2 separate regions of the Homo sapiens genome follow, and region 1 is linked to region 2. The links are chromatin contacts, found by Hi-C or POLR2A ChIA-PET in ENCODE. All regions are on one chromosome and are shown on one strand. Each heading gives the region's core, a stretch centred on a gene start or an enhancer-like site at or near the end of the contact. The rest is flanking DNA. Distances are from core to core; before and after follow the strand shown.

Region 1 (5,551 bases), core at 393-2,892, 36 kb after region 2:
GGTATTCTCTAATATCAGTAATAGTGTGAAGTTTAACTTTTTTCCCCCTTTTTGGCATATATCTTCACACAGTAAGATCAGGTCCTGTTGTTAGGTTTTTCTATGAGTGTGTGTGTGTGTGTGTGTGTGTGTTGGAGGAGGAGGTATGGGAATATGAGTCAAATGCAAGCTTCCTGTTCTCAGAAAATGATAACATTAGTGATTTTGGTAACTTGGAATATTTTAATGAGGAATTTTAGCATGTCAAATGGATTAAATCATGGCATCCAAATTATTACCCAGTTAGGTATTATATTTCAAGTTTATACAATGTTTAATTCTGGGCAGGAAAAACCTAAGAAGTTTCTAGTTTTCTATGGCTTTAATTTGAATACTTTCTTTACTTTTACTGCTAATGTAATCGGGATATGTTATTTTGCACCTGTATGACAAAAACGTTGGCTTCTTCAGGTGCACATTATTCGGGATTGTAAGCTGGGCACTTTTGGAAGTTGCAGATATCCTTGAAAGCAGTGGCTCTCAACCTTGGCCTGTGCATTAGAATCACCTGCAGAGCTTTTAAAAAATGCAGATGCCTGGGTTCCATTCCAGACCCAGAATATCAGAATTTTCTGAGATAAACCCAGGGTAGTATGTTTTCAGAAAGCTACTCAGATGCCTTTAAACCACTCTCACTAGGAACCACTAATTTAAGGTCACTTATAGACTTTTTCTTTCAGAAGTTAGAGTCTTGGGTTGAAAGGCCCCTTATAAGGCTATGTGGCCAACCATCCAACAGATGATTACCCCTACAATATCCTATAGAGTCAGTTTAATACTTTTTGATGGTCTAGTATATACTGGACAGGATGAACAGCACTTTTAAATATAATTTATTCCTTTTTCCCTTTGACATTTTCTTGAAAGCCCAAAAGGAAAAAAAAGCACATTATTCCCTTTCTCCTACTTGGCCAATTTTGACTTCTTCCTGCCTTGGGACTAATGCTAAAATTCAGCATGGCTGTTTTGGTGTCATAGCTTCAAATTATTTATTGGCTTATTATGCCAAAACATTTTATTTTGGCCACCCTAGCCTTGTTGGCATACAGCTCTGGGAATATTGTCAGATGAGGCAACTGCTGCCAGGAAAAGGAGCATAAACAGTTGTTACAAATTCAGAAGCTATTTGGTTTTGTGTTTTAATTTCTTAATACACGCATGGCAGATTTAAAAAAATCATTGTTTTGTGGAGCTGGTGAATACAACAGCCAGATAGTAAGACAAAATTAAACCTACAATGGGATTGTCAGTATGCCTTTCATAGCAGAGACTCAAAGTGGAAAATCTTGTGGCTACACACTATAATTCCCTGTGACAACAATAACTAAAAATGCAAAGTCTTTATTTTTTCCATTTCAATCACCCTGTTGATATGAGCTAGTTAGTTCTCATTCTGTCTTTTGGGTTTTGCTAGTTGTCATTAAAGGAAATTCCAGGCAATAAAAAGCATATAAAATCCAAACACATTAAGGGTTTTTCCATCTTCATTTTTTATATGACCATCTATAAAATAACATGGACATTTTTGGACATAAAAGCAATGCTGCAGCTGAGTCAAAACAAGAGGAAATACAGTCTGAGTGATCTCTATTATATAGTTAGTCATTCAAAAGAAAAACAGGCTGTGTGCTATGCAATTTAAATGAGGTACAAAGCAGCTCTTGTGTTCATTCAAGGAATGTTAGAAATTCAGTTAGTTATTTCAGGAAGTAGATAAGAAACCTAAAAGACATTTCCATTGAGATGCATTGTGAGCATTTTAATTTAAAATTACAAGTCTATTGAAAAACCACATACTGTATTTAAGCTCCATTTACATGACAAAGGCACAAAAAATGGAGTGGTGATCTCATAATTCTTTTCTTACCACGTCCTTGTAGTATTTTTATTAAAAGTATTTTTAGGTAATAATTTATTGTGATACAAAAGAACAGAATTACTAATTTTAAAAAAGTCCACCAAAGAAAACTATAGCTGTATCCCATAAATATACACAAATGTAATATATGAAAAAAATGAAAACAAAAACAAAACAAGACAAAACAACAAAAAATTCCTCTCCCACGGGGTTAGGAAGGTGAGGATGCTCCTCCTGCTGCCCGGCCAGCAGATGGCACAGTCCTGTAGCCGGTCAGTGCTGCAGTCCCTCCCAGGTGGGGTCAGCAGCTTCCTCCTCTGAATAGTTTCAGGAAAGTTTTAGCTAAAGGTACCACCTCCCCTGACCTCCCTCCCTCTCTCCCTTCCCTCCCTTCATCCTTCCCTCCCTTCCCTCCCTCCCTTCATCTTTCCTTCCTTAAGAAAATTTTTTTTTCTCCAATTGACTGGAAGAGTGAATGCTACCAATGAGGTCAAGTTAAAAATCATTACTGAGAATTACTGTGAGTCCCTCCTGAGGCAGATATTACTATCTGTCCTCCTGTGACGATAGCATGTAATTAATCCAGGTTTTTGGAAAAGAAGGCAATTTCAGGGATGGATCTAGAAAAAGAACAAGGTGAGATGTGGTATAGATTTACTCTTTCTTATGTCTTTTTCCCCCTTAATTAAAAAAATTAAAAACAGGGTAGTCTGTGGAAAAGACAGTCATCATGTAGAATGGTAAAGCAGGGGGTTAGGAGTTAGGCACACTTAGTTATTGGAGAATTATTTCTGTAAGTCAATCATAGCCTACTTCCAACAATGTAACATATATATTTTTCCTAAACTTTAAAAAATTAAAGTATACAAAGTGTAATATATAAAGTATAACACACAAAGTGGCCCTCTGGACCATGACTGCCTCCCTTCATCTTAAAATAACTATTATTCTGACAGGTAACAGTAGAGAGTAGCTTTGCCTCTTGTTTAACTATGTGCATGAAAGAATAGAATATTTATTCTTTGGGGGGGTTGGCTTCTTTTGTTCAAACTTTGGAGTAACTGGAGTACTCATCTTTTTAGAGAAGGCAAACATTCCTTCTGGAAGAGTACAAACAGGTCTAATGCCTGTGTGCTAATTAATTTGTCTTACATTATTTTTTTTTTTTTTTACAGGTAGAGGGGTATGAAGGTGAGATGCAAAGTTGGGAGAAAAACTATAGGAAATGCAGGTTGCTCTAAAAACTAATTTGGCCTAAATAATAGTATTTCTAGGATCAGACTTGCTGTTAAATATCTAGCATTTGTTCAAACCAACCTAACTTCTAGTACCTTTGCCATATGGATGGTAAAATGCAGTAATAATGTCTTCCTTTCTTCTTTCCCTAGATTGGTACCCTGTATTAAATGTGTTGTGGTGGCCAGGCCTGTAATCCCAGCACTTTGGGAGGCCGAGGCAGGCAGATCACTTGAGGTCAGGAGTTCGAGACCAGCCTGGCCAACACGGTGAAACCCCATCTCTACTAAAAATTCAAAAATTAGCTGGGCGTGGTGGCGGGTGCCTATAATCCCAGTTACTCAGGAGGCTGAGGCAGGAGAATCTCTTGAAAGTGGGAGGCAGAGATTGCAGTGAGCCAAGATCAAGCCACTGCTCTCCAGCCTGGGCAACAGAGTGAGACTCCATCTTAAATGAATCAATGAATGAGTGGATGAATGAATTTATGTGTTCTGGGCTTTTTAGCTGAGAATTGCTAAACTCTTCCTAGATGGATGATTTCATTTAAATATACAATGCACACACTATTAACTCTACTATAATCTCAAATGGCAAGATGATGATCTCCATAAGAATCCACTTCATTAACCAAGAGTAGATTGCAACCCATTACAAAGTATTTCAAATGCAATAAAACTACCCAGAAACCCTTGGGGCTCTCAGCTTTACCTAAACATGTAAGAAGTAGATTCTGAAGGAACCAAGTACTCAGAGAGCAGTGACAGAGGTGAGAAGTAATCAAGCTTTCGGTGTGTAGCACAGGAAGGCACAATTCACCTCTGTTTAAGTAATATGCCCTTTAAAGAGATGCCCAAGTGACCAGGGACTTCTCTACAGAGGAAAGAACTGAGACATCAAGGTTTACAAGGGAAAAAATAAATATCTGGTACCAAACTCACACCTATCCTGAGACTGCTCAGATCCTGGATACCAGTAAAAAATGGAAAGTCAGGAGATAGGTGGAAAGACACGGAAGGAGCAGACAAGCTCGGCTAGAACCAATCTATGGCAAAATAATTAGAAAAGGTTTTCTAATTAAAAAAGAAGATTCAGTATGGAGTAGGTTGGGCAACTGGGGCCAGGGGAATCAGGGCCCAGGAAACTTGTTTCTGGAACTGTAAGATCCCACTCAAAATGATTATTTCATCAGGTCTCAGTATTTTGAACTGTAAAATGGGAAAAACAAAGCCAATACCACTTTTATCACTTATAAGTGATATATTTGTCTCTATTCATCTGTCTTCCTGCCTGTCTATAATAACATGGAGTATTTATATTTCTATGTTAGTTAGCAATTAATAATTGCCCCATTAGATCTAATTAAATGAAGGAGCTTCTGCACAGCAAAAGAAACTATCATCGGAGTGAACAGGCAACCTACAGAATGGGAGAAAATTTTTGCAATCTACTCATCTGACAAAGGGTTAATATCCAGAATCTACAAAGAACTCAAACAAACTTACAAGAAAAAAACAAACAACCCCATCAAAAAGTGGGCAAAGGATATGAACAGACACTTCTCAAAAGAAGACATTTATGCAGCCAACAGACACATGAAAAAATGCTCATCATCACTGGCCATCAGAGAAATGCAAATCAAAACCACAATGAGATACCATCTCACACCAGTTAGAATGGCAATCATTAAAAAGTCAGGAAACAACAGGTGCTGGAGAGGATGTGGAGAAATAGGAACACTTTTACACTGTTGGTGGGACTGTCAACTAGTTCAACCATTGTGGAAGACAGTGTGGCGATTCCTCAAGGATCTAGAACTAGAAATACCATTTGACCCAGCCATCCCGTTACTGAGTATATACCCAAAGGATTATAAATCATGCTGCTATAAAGACACATGCACACGTATGTTTACTGTGGCACTATTCACAATAGCAAAGACTTGGAACCAACCCAAATGTCCATCAATGATAGACTGGATTAAGAAAATGTGGCACATATACACCATGGAATACTATGCAGCCATAAAAAAGGATGAGTTCATGTCCTTTGTAGGGACATGGATGAAGCTGGAAACCATCATTCTCAACAAACTATCACAAGAGCAAAAAACCAAACACTGCATGTTCTCACTCACAGGTGGGAATTGAACAATGAGAACACTTGGACACAGGATGGGGAACATCACACACCGGGGCCTGTCGTGGGATGGGGGAGGGTGGAGGGATAGCATTGGGAGATATACCTAATGTAAATAACGAGTTAATAGGTGCAGCATACCAACATGGCACATGTATACATATATAACAAACCTGCATACTGTGCACATGTACCCTAGAACTTAAAGTATAATAAAAAAAGAAAAAATAATTGCCCCATTATTAATTTTATTGATGGTTGTAACATAGAAACCAAACTGCT
Region 2 (5,881 bases), core at 2,613-5,112:
AACCAAGCATGGTGACGCTGCTGAGACACTTCAGGTCTCATGGTCAGGAGGGACAGCATCTGTGGATGAGCACTTGAGGGAGGGTCTAAGTATACGCTGGCATCTCTGCCCACCAGGAACCATGATTTCATCTTCCTCATCTTTTTCCTCTTCCTGCTTCACTTCCTCACCTGCAGCCTCTCCAACATCACTGTAATCATTACAACTGTTAGAACTGTACCATTGAGCACCACCAGGGCCAGATATCCCACATGCATCTTCTGTTTTTAGCCCCGACTCCAATCCCAGGAGGTAGGTATTATTGTCTCTATCTTTTGAGAAACTGAAGCACAGAATGGTAAGGACCTACTTCATACTGTTGTTGTAAGGATTAAATGGGATAATTCACATAAAAACATCTGGCTCAGTGCCTGGCAAACAGAAAGTACTCAATAACTATATTAGCCTTTATTGCTGTAACAGAGAAGAAAACCAAGGTTTAGAGAGGAATGGAGATTTGTCAGTGTTGGCTCCAGAATTCACATAGAGGAGGGGTTTATCGTGGTGACGGGGTGGTGGGGGCACTGCTCAGGGAATTGCCTTGATGCTGTGTTTGCATGAAAAGCACACATATTAACTTAGATTGTGATAAAAAATACCAAAAAATTCTCATATGGTTATATTTATACTTTACATAAGTGTGAGAACTGTCCATCACGATAATGATTATTATCATCACTTGGGACAGCTTGGGAACTCATGGAGGTCACAGCTGTTTAACATCCCTCCAAGCTTCCCTTTGGTGCTACCACAGTAATGGGCCAAGCAAGTAAATGACAGAGCCAGGATTTGAGAGCAGCTCTGATTCTAGGTCCCACATCTTCATTGCTACCCAGTACGGTCTCTGTGAGCTGGCAGAAAACTTGGCTAACCAGAGGTTTGCTTTTCCCTCCCACCTGAGGAGCTGGGGGTTGCTGTGCTCCCTAAGCTTCTGTGAAAGCTCTGTACCTACCCAACAGCTTCTCTTCACTTGCCTGTGACTCTCCGTGGGGCCTTCGTTATTTTATTTTATTTTATTTTTTTGAGACAGAATCTCGCTCTGTCACCCAGGCTGGAGTGCAGTGGCGCGATCTTGGCTTACTGCAACGTCTGCCTCCAGGGTTCAAGCGATTCCTCTACCTCAGCCTCCCAAGTAGCTGGGACTACAGGCACGCACCACCACGCCTGGCTAATTTTTTGTATTTTAGTAGAGACGGGGTTTCACCATGTTGGCCAGGATGGTCTTGCTCTTCTGACCATATGATCTGCCCACCTCAGCCTCCCAAAGTGCTGGAATTACAGGCATGAACTACCGCACCTGGCCCATTGTTAATATTTTTACAAGCAAAACTGAGGCACAGAAACCCAAAAGGTAGATTTCTCTTTCTTGCATTTTCTGAGCAGCAGAGACTTTTTAGTAGGTAAGTACAATTAAGTCGAGCCGGATCTCTTCACTCTGCTCCAGATTGTTCTGGAAACCTGTCTCCCAGCATTAGGGCAGCTCTCCAGTCAGCCCAGCAGGCTTGCTAGGTGTGACAGAGTCCACCTAATCAGAACTTTTTTTTTCTTGTTTTTACCTCCAGTAGGAAGAAATCAGAACTTTCATCCTCCCCTGGAAGGGCCCAAGGTGCTGTCATAGTCTCCTGACAGACAGCAGTAATTGTACAGCCTTCCTGGCTTTCCCCCCAAGGAGTCCTATTGGTTTTGACAGTTTCTGGATAACTGTGGTGACAGGCAGCAAGATTGGAATTTTACAAAGGTTTCTCAAATCTGTTTGAAGAGAATATCAGGATACCAGTTTGTAAAAGCCTGTCTCTGATCCTGACCACAGGTAAGAGTAACTCTTAGTTAGCTCCAAATGAGAATCTGAGCCCGCCCCATCTCTGGGGAGACAGCTGGCTGGCTTCATTCTCTCCCTCACTGATGGGTCTATTCATCTCTGGGTCACCAAATATTTACTGAGCACCAACTATGTGTCAAACATCATACTTAGCACTGGGGATGCAGTGACCTACTTGGCTCCTAACTCTAGGAGCTCACTGTCCTCTATAAAGGACATAGATGTATAATGAGACAACTACTATATGGCTTGGTGCAATCTCGGCTCACTGCAACCTCCGCCTCCCGGATTCAAGTGATCCACCTGCCTCAGCCTCCCAACTAACTGAGATTACAAGTGTGCACCACCATGGCCGACTGCTTTTTGCATTTTTAGTAGAGACAGGGTTTCGCCATGTTGCTAGGCTGGTCTCGAACTCCTGACCTCAAGTGATCCACCTGCCTTGGCCTCCCAAAGTGCTGAGATTACAGGCATGAGCCACTGTGCCTGGCCTGTATTTTCTTTATATTGGACCCAGGTATGTGCATTTGTTCATTTGTCCATTTTTGCAGTTTTAAAACATCCTGAGCACTTACCATTTCCTGTGTTAGTTCTTGTGCTAGATACCAGGATCTTGTGCTAGAAAAGGCTGTTTCTGCCCTCAGCCTCTACTGTCTAGTGGGAGAGCAGCCTGGCACAAGCAACCAGAAGGTAGCGTGGCCGACAGGTGCTGCTACTGCCAACTGGGAGGGCAATTGCATGTGTGCACTTGACTGGGCCATGGGGTGCCCAGATACTTGATTAAGGTGATTTTGTGTGTGTCTATGAGGGTGTTTCTGGTTAAGATCACCTGTGAATGAGTGGACTGAGGAAAACAGAGCCCTCCCACTCCCAGTGTGAGTGGACTTTATTGTCTGTTGAAGGCCTGAATAGACTGAGAGGCTGAGTAAGGATGGATTTTCTTTCTCTGCCTGGCTGCCTTTGGGCTGAGACATTGGTCTTCCTCTGCAATCAGATTTGAACTGGAACTTACACCATCATCTCTCCTGGATCTGCAGTGTGTTGACGGCAGATCTGGGACTTGTCAACCTCTATAATCCCATGAGCCAATTCCTTATATTAAGTCATATATATTGCATATATAGTAATTCATATATATGAGATATATATTTTTTCTATTGGTTCTGGTTCTGTTTCTCTGGAGAACTCAGAGTAATACACTAAGCAATGGTGGGAGTCCGTGGGAGCCCTGAAATGTCTTGCGAATTGAACAAGAGTGCACTTGCAAATTCTTTACGCATTTGAAGCCTAGACTAGGGCAATGAGGACTGAGTAAGACTGCAGAAGGGTCTAGCTGGCCTCCTCCCCACCCCTCTCCTCTCTCCTCCTCTGTCCTCTGCTTCCCTCCCTTCCTTTCTCCTTCCCTCCTCTCCCCTCACTTCCCCTCGCTTCCCTTCCCTTGTCCTCCCCTCCCCATTGCCGTTCCTCCCTTTCTTCTCCCTTTCTCTCCCCTTGCCTTCCATGCCTACTGTAGGCTCTCATTATTCTTAGATTCTTTCTTTTCCCCTGAAACACCTGCTACCAGGTAAGGGTCAGATGAACGTATTTCACACTAAGATATAAATAACTAATTAGAGTGTTGCTACCCATACCTCAACCCTAGAGCTTGGTGATTTTTTTTTTTTCCAAAAAGGGAACAATCCCTTAGCTAAAGAGCCGCTGCTCCAGGGGAGGAAACGTAGGCTTGGGCCCAGAGATAGGTGGCAGCAGGGGTTTCTGGCCACGAAGCCTTCAGGCCTTCCCAGGTCCCAGCGTGTGTGGATCTTAAAACACCCCCTGCCAAGGGCTTTGATTCCAATTTTGGTTTCAGCTAATTGGTTTCAGCTGAGGTGGGAGAGGCCACGCCTCAGGATCTGCCTAGGCCAGGACTGGGAATGGGTCTCCCAGGTGACTCCGCGGGCCCATAGGCAGGCAGATCCTGGGAAGACGCCCTTTACTCAGTAAGGAGGGCCCAGGCGTCCAAAGCCCACCAGGGGGCAGCGGCGGCATTCTTAGCCCCACTTCTCCGCGCTCAAAGGCCGGCTGAGAAAACGCGAGTGACTACCCGAGGGCGCTGTTACTCCACAATTTTTCTGCAAAAGCTAAGGTCGGCAAACATGGATATTCGGATTTCCATTGTTTTTGAGGCTAAATCAAAAGATGCCTCTGGGGAAAAGGGGCAACATGCACTGTCGGATCGGCATTCATATGGAAAAACAGAGGTAGGAAACATTTTATACATTTTGAAGATACTTTGATGTGCAGTAATTTTGAAACTTTCGTAGGGCACCTGTTTTTCAATGGGCGGTGTAGAGTAATGCTGCCAAACACAGAGTTTGAGCCCTAGTACCACACCCACTAGCGGTGTGACTTTTCCTGGTGACTGAGTCTCTCTGGGCCTCAGTTTTGCATAGGGGACTTGTTCCGCCCCTCCTTGTCCTAGGTGTAAATGCTGCGTTGGTGTTGCACTCATAGGCTCACCTGGCCAAGGACCAGCTTCTGTCTATATTACTCTCAAACTTGCCACTTGGAGCATATTTCATTCTCATCCCCTTTGCCTTCACACTGCTATTCACCCCAGTTCAGAAGGGCAGAGCAATGGCCAAAATGTAAGACTGGGGTTGGGACTGTGAGAAGAAAGGAACAATTGCCAGTTAGCAAATTATTATAATGGCCACGTGGGCTCCAGGGCTGACATAATGAGGAGCTTGGTATGTGTGGTAATTACACACACTTGAGTTGAGTCTTAGGAAAACATATAAAAGAAACGTTATTTTCTTTTTTTCTAAAGGCTATGAAGGTAAGAAGCATTCCATAAGCAATTATTATGCAGCACTATTTCAAGGGTTGGGCTCTGTCAATGAGTTTTAACCACTAAAGAAAAGGAATTCTAATTGGGGGCGAAGGTAGTTTTAGGAATGGCAGCTTCGGAGTTTTGTACTGACAGGTGCTGGTGAAAAGCTGATTAATCCCATTCAATACTATAATAGGCTACATTTGTATAGCACTGCATAGAGTACCAAGTACTTTTATATAAATCCTCTCATTTGATGTTCCCAACCACCCTTTGAGATATGAAGAGGACAAAGAGAATTATTGCTGTCATTTTAAAAACCAGCTTTATTGAGATATAATTCATATACCAAACACTTCACCCATTTAAAATGTGCAATTCAATGATTTTATGCACGTTCACAGATATATGCAACGATAACCACATCAATTTTCATCACCACAAAAAGAACCCTCTACCCTTAGTTATCACTCCCTTTTCCTCCCTCTCCTCCCTCCTTGCACCCTCCCCTCCAAAGCAATCACTATTCTATTTTCTGTCTCTACAGATTTACTTATCCTGGACATTTCATATAATATGTGGTCTTTTGTGACTGGCTTCTTTCACTTAGCATAATGTTTTCAAGGTTTATTCATGTTGAAGCATGTTCAGTACTTCATTCCTTTTTACACCTGAATAATATCCCGTTGTATGGATATTTTTGTTCATCTCTTCATCAGTTGGCATCCATTTCATTTATCCATTCATTAGTTGGTATACACGGGTTGTTTGCACCCTTTGGTTATTTTAAATAATTGCTGTAAACATTCATGTACAAGCCTTGGTGGGGGCATATGCTTTCATTTCTCTTAGGTATATTCCAGGGAGTGGAATTGCTGGATCATATGGTAACTCAATGTGTAGGTGTTTGAGGAACTGCCAGAGTGTTTTCCACAGTGGCTACATTTGACATTCTCATTAGGAGGGTATGATTTCTCCACCTCCTTACCAATGTTTGCTATTACCTGACTCTGATTCTAGCCATTCTAGTGGGTATGACGTGATATCTCATTGTGATTTTGATGTGCACATCCCCGATGACTGATGATGTCAAACATCTTTCTCATGTGGCTGTTGGCCATTTGTATATCTTCTTTGGAAAAATGTCTCTGATCCTTTGCCTGTTTTCAAACTGTCTTTTCTATTATCAAGCTGTAAGAGTTCATTATGTA

What was found. A loop is a pair of places that touch in the nucleus more often than their neighbours do. ChIA-PET counts read pairs that join two places held with the same protein, here RNA polymerase II (POLR2A). Pooled maps may share reads with other maps.
Region 1: a loop to region 2 is called in a map of endothelial cell of umbilical vein, with 6 times the contacts of the local background. The contact joins two enhancer-like sites. A Hi-C loop is called at or near these places in 14 of 168 maps with a recorded cell type or tissue (Caco-2, HCT116, HepG2 and 11 more), 3 of 37 single-sample maps with no recorded cell type and 14 of 50 pooled maps. POLR2A ChIA-PET finds 5 or more read pairs at or near these places in 7 of 52 experiments (AG04449, BJ, MCF 10A and 4 more).

What each region holds. Positions count from the first base shown.
Region 1 is chr1:85,342,282-85,347,832 of GRCh38, forward strand. The region is part of intron 4 of DDAH1 (dimethylarginine dimethylaminohydrolase 1); the gene reads right to left. Among named protein-coding and RNA genes, the nearest start is that of BCL10, 68 kb to the left of the region's middle. Within about 2 kb of position 1,643, at least 8 of the 41 ENCODE cell types and tissues checked have a DNase peak (open chromatin) inside an H3K27ac peak, as active enhancers do; they include Panc1 and endothelial cell of umbilical vein, where a contact is called at or near this core.
Region 2 is chr1:85,304,438-85,310,318 of GRCh38, forward strand. No RefSeq gene overlaps it. Among named protein-coding and RNA genes, the nearest start is that of BCL10, 31 kb to the left of the region's middle. RefSeq lists an enhancer at 3,749-4,249. Within about 2 kb of position 3,863, at least 3 of the 41 ENCODE cell types and tissues checked have a DNase peak (open chromatin) inside an H3K27ac peak, as active enhancers do; they include Panc1 and endothelial cell of umbilical vein, where a contact is called at or near this core.